2 separate regions of the Homo sapiens genome follow, and region 1 is linked to region 2. A link is an interaction called in ENCODE POLR2A ChIA-PET data of the cell type or tissue named here. Cell type or tissue: A673. All regions are shown on one strand. Links, peaks and the distances in the headings refer to the core of each region. The heading gives the core; the rest is flanking DNA.

Region 1 (4,399 bases), core at 108-4,107, 55 kb before region 2:
AGCCGGGGCAACAAAAGCAAAACTCCATCTCAAAAATAAATAAATAAATAAATAAAGGAAATAATGGACTGTTGGTTAGGGCTCAGAATGAAGCTAGGAGTGTAGGAGAGAACACCTGTATCATCTTAGAGAATATATATATAGTCATAAACTTAGTTTTGGTAGAAACACGAACATGAGCTGGATGCGTTGGCTCATGCCTATAATCCCACAGCACTTTGGGAGGCCAGGGCAGGTGGATCACGAGGTCAGGAGTTTGAGTCCAGCCTGGCCAACATAGTGAAACCCCGTCTCTACTAAAAATACAAAAATTAGCCCGGCATGGTGGCGCATGCCTGTAATCCCAGCTACTCGGGAGGCTGAGGCAGGAGAATCACCGGAACCCGGTAGGCGGAGGTTGCGGTGAGCCGATATCGCGCCACTGCACTCCAGCCTGGGCAACAGAGCGAGACTCTGTCTCAAAAAAAAAGTGCCTCTGCTACTGAGGAGAATGAGGCAGGAGGATCATTTGAGGCCAGCAGGTTGAGGCTACAGTAAGGTAAGTATGATCATGCCACTGCACTCCAGCCTGGGTGACAGTGAGACCCTGTCTTTAAAAAAAAAAAAAAAAAAAAAAAGGCCAGGCTTAGTGGCTCACATTTGTAATCCTAGCACTTTGGGAGGCCAAGGTAGGTAGATCACTTGGGCTCAGGAGTTCAAGCCAGCCTGGGCAGTATGGCGAAAACCCATCTCTACACGCACACACGCACGCATGCACACACACACACGCTGACACACACACGCTGGGTGTGGTGGTGTGTGCCTGTAGTTCCAGCTACTCTGGAGCCTGAGGTGGGAGACTGGCTTAAGCACGGGAGGTGAAGGTTGCAGTGAGCCAAGATGGTGCCACTGCACTCCAGCCTGAGTGACAGAGCCAGACCTTGTCTCCAAAAAACAAACAAACAAACAAAAGAACTGCCTCTGGTTGGTGAGGGCTTAGAATAAAATGAGGAACATGTATTTGGCAACTGGAGAAAAGGATATCCTTGTTCTATAGTGGCAGAAAGCCTAGCTGAGTTATGTCCTGCAGTTCTGTGGAAAGGAGAACTTACTGTAAGCAATGAACTTGGATGTTTAGCTGAGGAGGTTTTCATGGAAAGTATTGGAGGTGTGGCCTGATTTCTGGCTGCTTATAGTAAAGTGATGAAAGAGATAAATTGAGGGAAGAACTGTTAAACAAAAAGGATACAGGACTTGATGATTTGGGAAATTCTTAACCTATCCAGATTGTAGAAGACACTAGTTAGGATATTCATTGTCAGGAAGGTGGAAAGTGTGTTCTGGAGAGAAAGCCGTGAGTGTGACAGGATAACCTTTTGCTAGTGCTGAAGGGATTAGGCACGTGACTCATGGATCTCCTCAGTTGTCTCAGCAAAAAGCTAGGAATGTAGATCTGGGGAACATTTGTGGAGGACCCTCTTGTCTAATGGTATGAACCCTCATGACGTACACAGGCGACTCAAGGGTTTTGAGAATTAAAACTTTATAGTGCAGCTTGGATTGACAGGACAAAATGAAGGAAGGCTGTATGAACTCTCCAAATTTCACAGGCAGGAAACAGGCTAATAAAACTGCTCAGCTGCCAACATGTGCTACCTTTAAAGAAAGTGGAAGAATGACTCTGAGGGCAAAGCTTTGGGTCCAGAGGGTGGAGCTGCAGGCCACAGTTATTCTTAGGCCTTGAAACCTAATGGAGTTTGCCATGCTGAATTTTGAAATTGCTTGGTGGCAGTGGCTCCTTTCTTCCTTCCATTTCCTTTTCTGGAATGAGAGATTCTATAACTGTTGTCCTATGCCTGTCCTACCATTGTCTTTTGGAAGTGATACTGTGTTTTCTAATTTCACAGGTTCATAGATGGAGAGGAATTTTGCCCTAGGATGTATCATACCCACAGTCTTACCTATGATGAGAGGTGTGACTTTTGAACTGACTATATCTAGATGAGATTTTGGGCTTGAGTTGATATGGTAATGGTTGAGACTTTTAGGAATGTTTGGATAGAATGAATGTATTTTGCATGTGGGATGGACATGAATCTTTGAGGGCCTTAAGAAAATTATATTTTAGGCTTGTTCTGTTTCCGAGCATTCCTCATTTAAGGGCATTGAAACTTCACCATTGATTTTTTTAAAGATTAAATCCCATTTTGTCACTAAATCATATTTATAAAATTGAAAGTTAATTCTTATAGCAAAATCTCTTTTCTTTGCACTTATTAATCCAGCAAGTTTTAGTAAATTATATCTGATATACTGTTGGTAATACTGTGCTAGACACAAGTATGGAAAATGAAATATATTACTTCATACTGTATGTCATAACTTTCCTCTGCAGAAGTAGCAGTTCCTAAAGAATTAACAATTAAACCAACTTTTTCAGGGCTTTAAACTGATTTTAACTGTTGACTTTACCTCTTTTGCCACCCCTATGCCCCATCTATATTTTTGGTTAAAACCTCCTCTCATTACTGGAACTGACTTACTTGGCCCTTTTTTATTATTTAAATTTTGAGGGATTTGTTATATTTAAAGGTTTTGCCCAAAGTCATACAACTAGTAAATAATCAGTATTGTACTAGGAGATGATTATTTAGTGTTATTATGCATAATATATAATAATATCCTGATTAAAAGATGTTAGGAATATTTATGACCTGTTCTAAGAGGATCCAGGCTCTTGGGCTTACTGCTTTTTCTCTCTCTCTCCCGTTATTTTTTTTTTTAATTTTAAGTTCTGGGATACATGTGCAGAACTTGCACGTTTGTTACATAGGTATCTTTCCCCTTTTGACCATGTGTTTTTCCCCCTCATTAAAAAAAATATTTTTTTAATTTTTAATTTTTTGTAGAGACGGGGTCTTGCTATAGTGCCCAGACTGGCCTCAAACTCCTGGCCTCAAGCAATCTTCCCACCTTGGCCTTCCAAAATGCTGGGATTACAGGCACAAGCCACCGTACCCAGCCTTCTCCTGTGTTTTATGCCATGTGCTCCCAGTTTACTGCTATCATTGTAAGGAGCTTCACACTAGCAAACCCCTTATGGTTAAAAATACCATATTGGTAAGCTTGATGGAATCTGATTACTTCATACTGTATGTCATAACTTTCTTTTGCAGAAGTAGCAGTTCCTAAAACATTAACAATGCCACCAACTTTTTCAGGACTTTAAACTGACATTAACTTCTGACTTTACCTCTTTTGCCAACCCTATGCCCCATCTATAAAACTAATTGTGCGTAGCATGAAAAAGATCTGAAATAGTTTCATATAATATGAATTGTGCATAGCATGAAAAAGATCTGAAGTAGTTTCATATTCATTATTCAACTTTAGTATTAGAAATATTTTGAGTTCTATTTGGTTTTTTTGTGTGTTTTTCCCCACTTCCCAGCCATGTTTGAGATGACTGAGCTTGCCAGATAAATAATATGTAACTACATTTAATATTTGTTTTATTTTATATAGTTTGTTTCCCAGGATAACTTTTGAAATTGTGCAGATACAAAAGTGATTCTGAGTAATACTGTAGTGGTTTGATGTTTGAAAAGATGTAATCTTAGATAAACTAGCATTTAACACATTTATTAAAATAGAGTTTTTTCATAATCAAATATGTAGATTGCTAAATTCTCCAGACCCAAGCCCAGCTAGATATTCTTATTAAAAATGCAGGTGATGTTTTTCCTTGTGTGTAAACCCACTGTTGGAGGGTTTTTGTTTTTTACAGTTGCAGCTGATAGCACTGAATTGATTTCTTCCAAAGGAACTATTGATTTAGTTATAGATAAATCTTTTAAATATTTCATGCAGTGAAAATAGCTGTGTATTTGCATTGACATCTAATTGTTCCATTCTTGAAAATTAGGTTTTTCCATTTAGAAATACTGTGTTAGGAATAAGGAATCAATCTTTTATAATGTCTCTTTGTAGAGTTACTTATTTGCTTTGTGGTCAAAGATCATTTATATTGCGTATTCAAACAAAGACTTTTTTCCCCTTATTAAAAACGATTGGGTAGGGGATATGTGGGTCATGGGCTTGCTTCTTCTATCTCAGTTTGCAGTGAGTGTTCATTCCATAGTGCCTTCTGTGTTGTTGATGCCAGCGATACAGTGGCAGACAAAGTCATGGAGCTTACATTCTAGCCAAGAGGAACAGTCAGTAAACAAAATAGTAAATACACAAATTAAATTCAGGCAGTATTATGAAGATACATTTTGCTCATTTCTGAATGATAAAGGAGGAACCAGCCATGTTATAATCTGAGGGTAAAGCTTACTAAGATACAAAGGCTCTAAAAATACAGCATTTTTGGCATTTTTGTAGTCCAGAAAGATTACCAGGGTTAAATCATTGTGGT
Region 2 (4,399 bases), core at 258-4,257:
GTGATTCACCTGCCCAATGTTTTTTTTTTTTTTTTTGAGATGAAGTCTCTGATCTTTCACCCAGGCTGGAGTGCAGTGGCATGATCTCGATCTCCACTCACTGCAACCTCCGCCTCCCAGGTTCAAGCGATTGTCCTGCCTCAGCCTCACGAGTGGCTGGGATTACAGGTACATGCCACCACACCTGGCTAACTTGTATTTTTAGTAGAGGTGGGGTTTCACCATGTTGGCCAGGCTGGTCTCTTAAACTCCTGACCTCAAGTGATCTGCCTGCCTCAGTCTCCCATAGTGCTGGGATTACAGGCGTGAGCCACCGCGCCCAGCCTGTCTGTTCAATCTTAACAGCTTTTTTGAGATATAATTCACAGTCCATACAGTTCACCTATTTAAGGTGTATAATTCAGTGATTTTTTAGTATATTCAAAGAGTTGTGCAAGCATCACCACAATCAGTTTTACATTTTTATCACCCCAAAGAGAAACCTCTTACCCATTAGCAGTCACTCCCCAATCTGCCCATCCCCTCATCCTTAAGCAACCACTAATCTTTCTGTTTCTTTTTTTTTTTTTTTTGGCGATGGAGTCTCACTCTGTCGCCCAGGCTGGAGTGCAGTGGCGCGATCTCGGCTCACTGCAAGCTCCGCATCCCAGGTTCATGCCATTCTCCTGCCTCAGCCTCCAGAGTAGCTGGGACTACAGGCGCCCGCCACCACGCCCAGCTAATTTTTTGTATTTTTAGTAGAGACAGGGTTTCACTGTGTTAGCCAGGCTGGTCTCGATCTCCTGACCTCGTGATCCTCCTGCCTTGGCCTCCCAAAGTGCTGGGATTACAGGCGTGAGCCACCGCGCCCGGCCTAATCTTTCTGTTTCTATAGATTTGCCTCTCCTGGACATTTCATATAATGGAATCATACAACATGCAGTCTTTTGTGACTGGCTTCTTTCATTTAGCATGATGTTTTCATGGTTCATCCCTATTGTGGCATGTGTCAGTTTATTGCTGTATAATATGCCACTGTATGGATATATCACATTTTGTTTATCCATTCACCAGTTTGTGGACATTTGGGTCATTTCTACTTTTTAGTTCTTATGAATAATGCTACTATGAATATTTGTGTATGTGTTTTTCTGCGGACATATATTTTGTTTTGGTTTTGAAATAGGCTATGTTTAGATGCAGAGGGAAGCAAAGAAACTGGTAAGGATGTGGTAAAATTACCACATCCACAAGACAACGTTTATTAAGTACTGAAATATTCCTTTATGAAAGTTAACTCTTGCCATCCCTTTTATCTTTCACATTTAGAGTCTATATTATCACAACCTTGTTTTTCCTTTGAGTCAGCATTGTGATCATTCTGGACGTGGGGTCCCACACACCCTGTCTCTGTCAGTAAGATTATGATTAAGATCAAATAGAAATAGGTCAGGAGAGAAAAGAGCTCCCTGGCCTTATTCTCCTCAAACTAGCTGATGCTCCTGAATACCAACCTCTTTAAGAATTGATATTTCAAAGGACAACTCCTCTCTGTGGTCTTCTGTCCTCTCTCCCCTACTTTATGCTCTGTGCATAGCAGCTGTTCAGGACATCGCCCGAGCGCAGGGGCACTGCAATCAGAAAAGCGAGTGAGGGACACAGCAGGAGAAGGCTGTTCTGGGGCTAGTGAGTGGGAGACGGGACAAACAGCTAGATAGCAACGTGATGGCTTCACCATGGGGTGAAGCGTGGGGGAGAGTATCAATTACCTAGATTTTAAAAAGAGAGCCCTTGAACACCTCTGTCACTGGTCACTTTTACCAAAGCCTTCTAACTTAACGGAAGGAGATGCTGCACTTTAAAGAAAAATCACAGCTGCGGAAGACAGTCTCGCAAAGCCAGTTTTTGTGGCTTAGTATTTTGGGGTAGCTTGTTTCATGAGGGTCAGATTAATTTTCTAATGTTGTTTTCTACCTTAATGTTACTGCTTTAATCATTAGAATGCCACCAGTTCCTTCAGGCAATAGGAAGCTATTGAAGATTTAATGAGATTCATACTGCTTATGCTTAAATGTTGATGACTTCCTGCATGCATATTAATCATTCCTGACCTTGATCTCAAATTCCTTCCCGGTACAAATTCTCATTAAACATACCTACTAGATCTCCCAGTGTTCACTGAATACCTGGTTTGTTTCCAAAAGTACATAAAAGAACATTAAGTCTCATGTTCGGTATGTGTCAAATGTTCAGTTCCCTTGTCTGATTTGTTTTCCAATTCTTATTGTGACTGTAAATCTGGAGAATTTAGGGGAAGAAAAATCAGTAACTCTTAACAGGGGATTTAGCCTAGTTTACAAGAGTATATGATCTGTGCAGCAGACCTTGAACACAGCTAATTGCTTGTCTAGGTCAGTATGTCCAACTGGCAACTCTCAGAGCCCATCCAGGCCACAGAGCATTTCCGGGTGGCTTGTGTGTGCGCTCCGGCTGTCGAGCAGCAGGACTTGGCTTCTGTCCCCGGCTTCGTTGGCCCCATCTTTTAGTTCAGGTCCACCCCCTCCTGCCTCAGAGGCCTGGGAAACCCAGCCTGGCCACCTGGTGTCCTCATGCCCAGCATCTACGCATCTGCCCCAGTTGTCCCCTCAGCCACCTTGGCAGATTTCTTGACTTAACAGTTCTTCCCTGAACTAGGACCGGGGGCAGGAGTTATTAGAGAAGGGAGAGGAAAGGTGACAGGTCTCAGGAGTCTGAGGGAAGATGAAAGTGAGAGCGAAGTAGTGTGGGAGAGAGGGGGATCACATCCATGGGAGAGAAAATAAATATGTCAATATTAGGGTGGTGAGGCCTGTATACAAAGACAGGATGGCAGGGAGAAGAAGTAGGCAAGGACATAAAGGGGCTTGGGTATGCAGATGCTGGTCACTGAAATGAGGAACAAAGGAGGGAAATTTGCGTGTGAAAGAGGCCACATGTGAGAGAATAGAGAGAGCAAAATGACAGCTTTGCTTGGCAGAACGTGACCATGCACAGCATTGGGAGACACAGTCTGATGAAGCATTTTTTCCAATTTGTAAATATATTTATAACAAAGAAACATTATACTTTTTTTTTCTTTTTTTTTTTTTTTGAGACAGAGTCTTGCTCTGTCACCCAGGCTGGAGTGCAGTGGCGTGATCTTGGCTCAGGGCAACCTCCGCCTCCTGGGTTCAAGCGATTCTCCTGGCTCAGCTTCCCGAGTAGCTGGGACTGCAGGTGCGCACCACCATGCCCAGCTAATTTTTTGTATTTTTTAGTAGAGACGGGGTTTCACCATATTGGCCAGGCTGATCTCGAACTCCTGACCTCAAGTGATCTGCCTGCCTCGGCCTCTGAAAGTGCTGGGATTACAGGCGTGAGCCACTGCATCTGGACTACTTTTTTTTTTGAGAGGGAATCTCACTCTGTCACCCAGGCTGGAGTGCAGTAGCAGGATCACTGCAACCTCCACCTCCTGGGTGCAAGCGATTCTCCTGCCTCAGCCTTCCCAAGTAGCTGGGATTACAGGCACCTGCCACCATGCCTGGCTAATTTTTGTATTTTTAATAGAGACAGGGTTTCACTATGTTGGCCAGGCTGGTCTTGCACTCTTGACCTCAGGTGATTTGCCTGCTTCAGCCTCCCAAAGTGCTGGGATTACAGGCATGAGCCACCGTGCCTGGTCAGAAATTTATTATTATAAAAACACAAAGAGATATATACTTAGCATATTACATTACATTGGGATTATTTTAGGTTGTCCCAAAGGTGTAGTCATTTGATTCAGAGGCATAGCCTGCTTCTGACATGTTGGTTGTTTAAAATGTGGCCTGTTCTGACCAAGAAGTTGGACAGTATTGGTTTTGATGACTATCTTGCCACTTATTTTTTACAATGTGGTAATTTTTACATCCAGATAGTTTTTCATCTTTTTTTCTTTTTTTGAATCAGAGTCTGGCCCTGTTGCCCAGGCTGGAGTGCAGTGGTGCAATCTCGGCTCACTGCAACCTCCATCTCCCGGGTTCAAGAAATTCTCCTGCCTCAGCCTCCCGAGTAGCTGGGACTACAGGCGCCCGCCAGCACACCCGGCTATTTTTTTTTAGTTTTAGTAGAGATGGGGTTTCACCATGTTAGCCAGGATGGTCTCGAACTCCTGACCTTGTAATCCGCCCACCTCAGCCTCCCTAAGTGCTGGGATTACAGGCGTCAGCCACTGCGCTGGCCTAGTTTTTCATCTTTTTAAAGCACATTTCCGCTGATATAATTTGACTGGATAGGTGAAAAGATATCCATTTTGCAAAGTAGATTTTTTATATTTAATGATCAAAATCTTTATCTTTTAAAAACAATTTTTATAAAATAGCCACAAAATTTCATACCCTTTAACTTATTTACTTAATTC

The links. ChIA-PET counts read pairs that join two places held together with the same protein. Peaks named below come from ENCODE experiments on the same cell type or tissue, not always from the same donor. Only the 100,000 strongest peaks of a DNase experiment are listed, where the experiment ranks them.
Region 1: POLR2A ChIA-PET joins it to region 2 with 8 read pairs; 5 of 35 experiments call an interaction of 5 or more read pairs at or near these places.

The regions. Positions count from the first base shown.
Region 1 is chr2:171,955,585-171,959,983 of GRCh38, forward strand. All of the region lies in intron 4 of HAT1 (histone acetyltransferase 1), which reads left to right. Among named protein-coding and RNA genes, the nearest start is that of HAT1, 35 kb to the left of the region's middle. In A673, for the core only: a CTCF peak has its summit at 1,695 (motif pointing right); a DNase peak (open chromatin) is centred at 1,657; H3K27ac peaks cover 830 bases.
Region 2 is chr2:172,010,730-172,015,128 of GRCh38, forward strand. All of the region lies in intron 1 of METAP1D (methionyl aminopeptidase type 1D, mitochondrial), which reads left to right. Among named protein-coding and RNA genes, the nearest start is that of METAP1D, 13 kb to the left of the region's middle. RefSeq lists an enhancer at 2,785-2,864. In A673, for the core only: no CTCF peak of the experiment used is centred there; a DNase peak (open chromatin) is centred at 2,102; H3K4me3 peaks cover 722 bases; H3K27ac peaks cover 1,784 bases.